2 separate regions of the Homo sapiens genome follow, and region 1 is linked to region 2. Evidence: chromatin loops called from intact Hi-C (ENCODE). Cell type or tissue: heart left ventricle. All regions are shown on one strand. Each heading gives the region's core, and the rest is flanking DNA. Links, peaks and the distances in the headings are about the cores only.

Region 1 (4,386 bases), core at 247-4,246, 320 kb after region 2:
TTTGGAGGTAGAATCAATAGGGGTTGATAACTAGTTGGGAGCTGAGGGAGAATTCAAGGATAACCGAGTGAGTCGGTGATGGGGAATATAACTGAGAAGGCGGGCAGGTTGCAGGAGAAGCTGCAAATGGTTTGGGATGGTGGAAATGACCACTAAGAACTTGGATAATTCATATGAATGTGAATGAATGAGCAAACAAAGCATCAATGAACATACAGATCTGGAGCTAGAGGGAGGTCAGTCATGCAGGCATTGCCCCTGCCTTATGTCTGAACAAGGCAAAATGGCCTAGGTCAGAAACATTCCAGCCACGCTCAGGGTGCACCTCACCACCGTCATGCACATTCTGCTAAGGGATGTTTGCTCATGTGGCAAAGACTGCACGATCACAGAGATGGCAGGCTCAGAGGAGACGGCCTCTCCACCCTGGCTGCCATTGGCCCCACCTCTTGCTTTGCTCTCTTCATCCAGGGTTCAGAAAAAACTTTCCTTTGCATATCACTGATATTTTATCATGGTCTCAATTAAAGACAAACCAACCCCCAAATAAGTGTCTACCTACCTAAGTTGAAGAGAAGTTTCCATAAATGAAATCAAGTCAAGATTTTTCTCTCTCTTCAATCACTCTACTTAAAACCTTTCCAGCCTTTGGAAGGCCAGCACCAAGGCTTGTTCCCTGTTATGGGGTGCTACAACCAATATATAAAGAGCTGACGTTCCCTCCTTACTTGTGACTACTCTAACCATCCCTGGTAGGTGTCCCCAAATAAACAGAGATCCCAGATCTGGATGATGGGAGCACCAGGTCTTCCTAAAAGCATCAGCCCTGTTGTGGAACCTAGACAGACACACTGGGAGTGGCTGAATTGTCCACCCTAAATTCATATGGTAAAGCCCTAACCCCTAAGTGACTATATTTGGAGACAGGACGCTTCAGGAGGCAATTAAGGTTAAAAAAGGTCATAAATAAGGTTAAAAAAGGTCACCATAAGGGTGGGGCCCTCATCCAACAGGACAGATGTTCTTATAAGAGGAAGAAACACCAGACCTCTCTCTCAGTGCACTCACAGAAGGAAGGCTACGTGAGTGAGGACACAAGAAGACGAGCCAGGAAGAGACACTCACCAGAAACCAGCCCTGCCGGCCCCGGGGTCATGGACTTCCAGCCTCCAGAACTGTGAGAAAATAAATGTCTGCAGCTTTAGCCACCCATTCTGTTGTTGTTGTTTTGTGTGTGTGTGTGTGTGTGTGTGTGTGTGTTTGTTTGCTTTTGAGACAGGGTCTCACGCTGTCACCCAGGAGTGCAGTGGTGTGATCTTGGCTCACTGCAACCTCCGCCTCCTGGGTTCAAGCAATTCGCGTGACTCAGCCTCCCGAGTAGCTGGGATTACAGCCGTGAGCCACTGCGCCCGGCCTCTGTGTGTTATTCTCTTAAGGCAGCTGGAGCTGACTAATACACGCACTAAACAGGAATAAGCTTTCTGAACTTGAGGAGGCTTTCCAGGGTAACCCTGGCCCATAACCAGGATGTGGGGACAAGAGAGACTGACATTGCTCCTGCCGGCCTCCCCTCACACCGCTCAACCTCAGTCAACTCACATCCAGAATCTGCTCCACCAATATCTACACACAGCTGCGACACGGCAAAGGCAGATACCCAAGGACACTGTGTTCTGTAAACTGCCTCACAAAAAAACAACTCTACCCAGCAACACGTTGGTGTTCCTCATGTATGGCCTGCAGAAGGACTTAACCTAAATTCAAGCTCTGTCATCCCCAGTCTCCTACCTAGAAATGAGGGCCAGAACCAAGTGCACCATGTTATTCGACTATTAAATATGATGGTGTATGTGAAGAGGACTTTGCAAACAATGAATGAGCGTGCATGCATTAGTACATGTCATTCTCTCATCATGGCATTTTCGGTCTTCACTAACAATTTGGCAACGTAAGCACCCCAGCTTCCAAAATTGTCTCAAAAGAAGCAACTGCAATACTTAAAATTCTGAGTGCACTTGAAGCTTCTTCTCTTAAAAACATTACCAATACAACAGTAGAAAGAAGGGGTGACACAAATAACTAACTTACCAGGCCAGGATCACAAACGGTCTGCCCAGCGTTTTGAATTCAGGTTGATAGGAACAGACTAACCTACAAAAGTAAACCATTCAGCCAGCCCACCAGGTAATACAGTTGAGTATGGGGTTGGCTTTGTTTTTTTGTTGTTGTTGTTGCTGTTGTTGTTTTTAAATGTAGCTTCAGGACTACAAATGACTCACATGACAGAAAATTTGCCAAATAGAGAGGCCAACAGACCAAATTCTCCCATTGTCTGGACATCCTGAGGTCAAAGCCTTCCACAGTAGACAGAAGTTCTGAGATTTACAAGAATGCTGGAGGTCTCTTACCACTTGAATCTCAGTGGGAGGCTAGAGCCCCAATATTAACAGGCTGGGCACTCATTATTCACATATTCAATAAGTATTTGTTGCACACTCATTGTGTATAAGTGGCAAGACCAGTCTGCCCCCAAGCGGTTCAGAATCTAGTAAAGAAAAGATGAAGGCAAAAAAACCATAGGGCAGGGTATGGTGGCTCTGGCCTGTAATCCCAGTACTTTTGGAGGTCAAGGCAGGAGGCTCACTTGAGCCCAGGAGTTTGAGACCAGCCTTGGCAAAGCAGCAAGACCCTGTCTCTACAAAATAAAAATAAAAATAAAAATAAAAAAATTCACTGAGCATGGTGGTGCACACCCGTAGTCCCAGCTACTCGGAGGCTGAGGTGGGAAGATTGCCTGAGGTGGGAAGATTGCCTGAACCCAGAAGCTCGAGGATGCAGTGAGCTGTGATCATGCTACTGTACTCCAGCCTGGGTGACAGGGTGAAACCCTGCCTTAAAAAAAGAAAAAAAACAACTGCAGGAAAGAATGTCACAGATGACAAATCAGGGACACAAAGAAAGTGCTGTGGAAGTTTAAAGATGATGCCATCCCCTCTAGTTTGGAGTTGATAAGATGTGGGGAAGAAAAGAAGTAAGAGACGACCCTTGGGATGAGTAAGAACTCAGGACACGGAGGAGACTGAGCCAAGGAGTTGAGAGGGAACACAGAGGCTGGTCAGGGACAGTGACACCGTATGACATCACTGTGACACTGCTACCTCAATCAAAATAACTTTCATTTCCACAGTTTCAAGGACTAAGATTCTTGAGGTAGGAATGTATGTGCCAGTACACATGTGGATGTGTGTCACTGGGCAGAGGTAATACTTGCTAACGTTCATTTACCTTTAGAAATAAACATACTTTGGGAAATGTTCAAAGGAAAATGCAGGAAAAGAAAAGAGTCTAATTTTTTAATTGTGCTACTAAATGGCCTAAAGAAATGCAAAACTGTTTTTGCTTTAGCTGCACACTTTTGATAGCCCGTTAAAAGGCCGTCACGACCTTCTTCTGAGTTGCCTTAACTCAGGCATGGAACAAGATACACGAAATCACATTTTAGCTTAGGCCCTTTGAAAACGTGCCGTGAAGTATTTCCATCACTCATTTTAGGAAACAGAAACCATTTGGAAGTGCCACTCGCAAACCCTCTGGATGGGAAAACTAATTTCCTAAGCATCTGAAGTGAGCTGTAGGGAGTTTCCAGTTCATTTGTGAAAAAAGTTAGCTTACTTGTTTTTCCAAACATCACTCATCATCCTCCCCTGTAGTTCCAGCAAGCAATTCTGAGCTCTTCAGTCTTTAAGCCTCATTTTTAATGTCAGAGAATGATTTCCGCAAGCCCTGTCTCCCCCAGTGCACACGGCAAGCCAGTTTGAGCAGTTAGAAAAATGGGTGTCCCATAGAGCCTCGCAGCCTGGTCTATCCAGGGCAAACTAAGCTAGTGCAACTGATCAAGTAAAGGACTCCAGTGCATTCTGCGCCATTCCGGGAGTCTTAGGGTATTTTAAAAGGTTATCCAGTCTGTGCACATGCAAGGAAGATTTCCGGTGTATTTAATATGGATGGTAGTGCATTTCTCAAATATAGTACTGTGTACATAAGATCTGCTGTTTGTTGGAAAAGCTAAATAACCGAAAATGTAAATGACAAAGCCTGGGAATATGGCAGGGTCAAACAGAGCAAGGATGAAGAAGATTTAAGTATGCAGCGTGTCCTAAGCAAAACACAAAGCATGAAAACTGAGCACAGCCACCTGCAAGGCACCTTCAGCAAGCCCGACGGTTAACAGGGTCAGTTTCTCCACAAGTGGACAGAGGGGGTTATGCAGCAGCCAACTCTTCCTGATGGCAATTTGTGACCCAATTTCATCCAGTGTTTCATGACCAACCCCCCTGAATGTTTATGAAGCAGGAAAGAAGCTCAGAATCCAGGCGAGGCCTCCGG
Region 2 (4,386 bases), core at 135-4,134:
CAGTGAGCTATGATCACACCACTGCACTCCTGCCTAGGCAACAAAGTGAGACCCTGTCTCAAAAAAAAAAAAAAAGTTTGGAGGTGGCATAAAGAGTCACCTTTGGGATTACATAAAGATTTTCACTGTAGGCTGGGCATGGTGGTTCATGTTTGTAATCCCAGCACTTTGGGAGGCCAAGATTGGTGGATCACCTGAGGTCGGCAGTTTGAGACCAGCCTGACCAACATGGAGAAACCCCATCTCTACTAAAAATACAAAACAAAAACAAAAACCTTAGCTGGGCGTGGTGACACATGCCTGTAATTCCAGCTACTCGGGAGGCTGAGGTAGGAGAATCGCTTGAACCTGGGAGGCGGAGGTTGCAGTGAGCCAAGGTCACGCCATTACACTCCAGCCTGGGCAACAAGAGCAAAACTCCATCTCAAAAAAAAAAAAAATATTTTCACTGTATAAGAACTTTCACATCCCAGCTCGGTGATGATATTTTAACTGAGTTATTGGTATAAACTAAATAAAATACAAGTCCTGAAAATAAATGGCTTGTAGCCAGTGCTCACTTGACTTATTCAGATGTGCTTTTTTCTTCTTCTTCTTTTATTTATTTCTTTTTTTATTTTGCGACGGAGTTTCACTCTTGTTACCCAGGCTGGAGTGCAATGGCACGATCTCAGCTCGCCGCAATCTCCTCCTCCCAGATTCAAGCAATTCTCCTGCCTCAGCCTCCCGAGTAGCTGGGATTACAGGAACGTGCCATCACGTCTGGCATTTTTAGTAGAGACGGGGTTTCTCCATGTTGGTCAGGCTGGTCTCGAACCCCCGACCTCAGGTGATCTGCCCCCCCCCCCCCCCCGGCCTCCCAAAGTGCTGGGATTACAGGTATGAACCACCAAGGCCGGCCCAGATGTGCTTCTTAAAGTGGCAAGAACAAAGAGTGGGAGGCAGGTAAACCATACAACGGGAAATGACTGATTAGCTTCGCCTGTGATTCTAAGGTGGAACAATAATCCTCCCCACCTGAACAGACCTCACCACGCCTCCTGCTGTTTTAGCAACCCCGGGGCTCCATCCCAGGGCTCCTACTGAATGTCCCCTGCCTCTTCTCACCTCGAGTTCAGTTTCCATACCTGTTTCGAATGAGCAAAATACAGAAACTGAGCAACCGAGTGAGCCTCCCTTTTACATTAGGCAGTGCCCAGCTGCTTTGCAGTGGGACAGCGCCAGTCTCAGGCTCTTGGGCAAGTCACTTCATACACCAGTAACTCTGAGGTAACAATCCCTGCCTCCCCTAGTTGTAAGCTTCAAAGGCAGTCATGTGTCCTTGAGGCCACTTGTGAACCATAAATGTTCCTCCTACCCAGTGAAGGTGGTAACTCAGGACAAACCACGGCTTCAGATTATGGTTCCTAAAGTGGGGCCTGTGGAGCCCAGCGATCAGATATCGGAGCACCCATCATTCTGGGTGTGCGTGTGAATGCACGTTTTACAGAGAGCGAGCAGAGAATTTCAGAGTTTTCAACCGATTCGCTGGGAGCTCCACGAAGCAGGAAAGATTAAGCATTACTCCTTTAAGAGCCTTTCCCCTCTCTGGGGTGTGAGGCCTGTGCCCAGCTTTGCAAATTGCAACTTGACCCAGCTGGGAAGCGCAAGTCAACTTGGTTGCTAAGCGACTGCCTGGAAGGGAATGGCGGTGATGGTGCCATTTGCCTCCTCTGGGTTACCAGCTGCGTAAAGCCCCCACAACCCTTTTGCCCCTTACGTTAAGCCACGAAACACTACTTGCCCACCCTTCGGACGCCTGGCCCTCCTTGCCCAAGGTTGCCCGGGAGATCTGAGACCCTCCCCTTGACCCCGGTACTCTCTCCACCCTCACAAGGGCACCACTTCGCACTTGTGCGAGTGCAAAACCCCAGACCCGGTCCTCTACCACCCCTTGGCCCTGCCTAGGCTAAGGATGGGTCCCTACGCCGCCACCCCATCACCGATCGCTCTCCCCGGGCACCATGGAAGCGCCACATGGGGCCAACCCCTGGTGCCGCTATCAATCAGCCTGGCATCGCCCCGCTCACCTGGGCCCCAGCACAGGAGCAGGAGCAGCGCCAGCCCGGTCAGGGCCAGGACAGCAGGCCGCGCGGGGGAGGCAGCCATGGCGGCGGGGCGCGAGCAGGAGGGCGAGGGGCGCACTTCGAGGTGCTGCGAGGGAGAACCGGGCGCGGGAGAGGGGTGCGAGCGGGCAGGCGCGGCCGCGGGTTATCCCTGCGTCGCTGCCGGGGCGGGACCCAGCGGGTGGGCGCCGCGCCAGAGGGCTGAGGGCCAAGCGGCTGCGCCCAGCGCACGGGCGAGTACCACCGAGGTCCTCTCTCCCGCCCCGGCCCCAAGGGGAACGCAGCCCCTGGGCTCCAAGGCCAAGGATGCTTGGCCACGGAGAACCGCCGGCGGCGGGGGCCGCGTGGCCAGCGCTGCCCGCAGCGAAAGCGGTTAGGACAAGCTGGGTTCCGGAGACCCAAGGAAGGGCAGAAGGCATCGGGAGAAGGGACGAGGCCCCCTGGCCACTCAGAGGGAGGACTTGCCGGATCCCAGCGCTGGGGTGTCTCCTTGGCTCCCCCACTTCCTCCGCCCGCCCCAGCCGCGCCACTGTTCCCCTTACTCCTCACCCCTTTCTTCCCTATCTCCCTCCCTCCCTGCTTGGGGGCCTTGCTTCTGCCTGGTTTGTAAAGTGGGCTTTGGAATTTCCTTAGTTCAGAGCTGCTCTTAAGGATGCCTTAGGCGGGGCTGTTTTTGAGATAGTTTGAAAGATTCCACAGTCTGGGTTCAGAGCTGCAGTCCGGGAAATCGTCTCACCCAAACTTCTCCAATAGAAAAGCCTTTGAGAAACCAGGAACCTGGTGCCCTGCAGCTGTGAGCAAAACCACTGCTTCCCTTTGCCCGCTCTGTAATCTGGGCACACTTCAGCGAGCGATGTTAAGGTGAGACCCAAGGGAAACGCAGAACTGCATCCCAGTAACTGGCCTGTTCAACTGTAGAGGACACGTGAAAGGAGGCGTAGTGAACAAAAACTAGAACAACTTTATCCCAACGGACTCTGAGCGGGTCACCTAATTATTCTCTCCAGGCCTGGGCTACAAAAGGATGGAGATGTGAGATTACCTTTCCTGTCTTCCCATCTCAGATCTGCCCTGAACTGAGCTGATTACCTCTTTCCTTCACCAAGGTTCTCACTTATTTTCCCCTCCCTGAGACGGAGTTTCACTCTTGTTGCCCAGGCTGGAGTGCAGTGATGGGATCTCAGTCACTGCAACCTCCAACTCCGGGGTTCAAGCGATTCTCCTGCCTCAGCCTCCTGAGTAGCTGGGATTACAAGGCATGTGCCACGAGGCCCAGCTAATTTTGTATTTTTAGTAGAGAAGGGATTTTACCATGTTGGCCAGGCTGGTCTTGAACTCCTGAACTCAAATGATTCACCCGCATCGGCCTCCCAAAGTGTTAGGATTACAGGTGTGAGCCACCACACCGGCCAGTATTTTTATACCCTCCAGTGGTAAGCACTTACTGTCTCTCCATATAATTAGCTCTCCATGCAATGCAGTTGAATTTCTCCAGCAGGAAGGAGAAAGAAGTCTTCTAACATTGAGCTAGTAAAGACAGATGGTGGCCAACCAAAGAAAAAAGTGCAAAGTGGGTCTGAGTTAGATCATGATACTGCCCAGGGTGTCAGAGAGAATCAGAAGGATAATGTTACACATCTAGCTATCTTGGGGAAGTGCTTCTAAACCCTTGAGGAAACTGTAGAATAGGGGATAGGAGTTTTAAAAGTAACCAGGCATATATTTACTTTTGCCTGAGGACAAGAAATTTATCATTAGAAAGAAAAATCAAAGCACATAAAAAGCCAATATTCTGTTTGGATTGGTTTAGAACATACATTAAACATAATGGCTGTAATCTTATTTATCCTGTGGAGATCATCCCCCTTACCCCAAATTGCTACCAATATCTACTTCTAATATGACATTCAAATTCTCTTCACTTAAGGGGGATCATGGTGGCTCACGCCTGTAATCCCAGCACTTTGGGAGGCTGAGGAGGGCAGATCACTTGAGGTCAGGAGTTTGAGACCAGCCTGACCAACATGGTGAAACTCCCTCTCTACAAAAATGCAAAAATTAGCCAGGCGTGGTGGTGCGTGCCTGTAGTTCCAGCTACTTGGGAGGCTGAGGCAGGAGAATCACTTGAATCCAGGAGGCGGAGGTTGCAGTGAGCCGAGATTGCGCCACTGCACTCCAGCCTGGGTGACAAAGCGAGACACTATCTAAAAAAAAATAAATTATCTTCACTTAATCGGGATATGACCAGAGAGTGTTCTGTAGCAGGGAGCGTCTCACTCTG

What was found. A loop is a pair of places that touch in the nucleus more often than their neighbours do. Peaks named below come from ENCODE experiments on the same cell type or tissue, not always from the same donor. Only the 100,000 strongest peaks of a DNase experiment are listed, where the experiment ranks them.
Region 1: it touches region 2 in a loop (2.0-fold over the local background); 6 of 110 quality-filtered maps call a loop at or near these places.

What each region holds. Positions count from the first base shown.
Region 1 is chr2:105,746,912-105,751,297 of GRCh38, reverse strand. The region is part of intron 1 of NCK2 (NCK adaptor protein 2); the gene reads right to left. Among named protein-coding and RNA genes, the nearest start is that of NCK2, 4.2 kb to the right of the region's middle. In heart left ventricle, for the core only: a CTCF peak has its summit at 2,544; no DNase peak of the experiment used is centred there; H3K4me3 peaks cover 1,018 bases.
Region 2 is chr2:106,063,527-106,067,912 of GRCh38, reverse strand. It overlaps ECRG4 (ECRG4 augurin precursor), which reads right to left and starts at 2,225. Exons shown (of 4, transcript NM_032411.3): 1 at 2,070-2,225. The coding sequence starts at 2,148. In heart left ventricle, for the core only: no CTCF peak of the experiment used is centred there; a DNase peak (open chromatin) is centred at 2,242; H3K4me3 peaks cover 1,588 bases; H3K27me3 peaks cover 1,949 bases.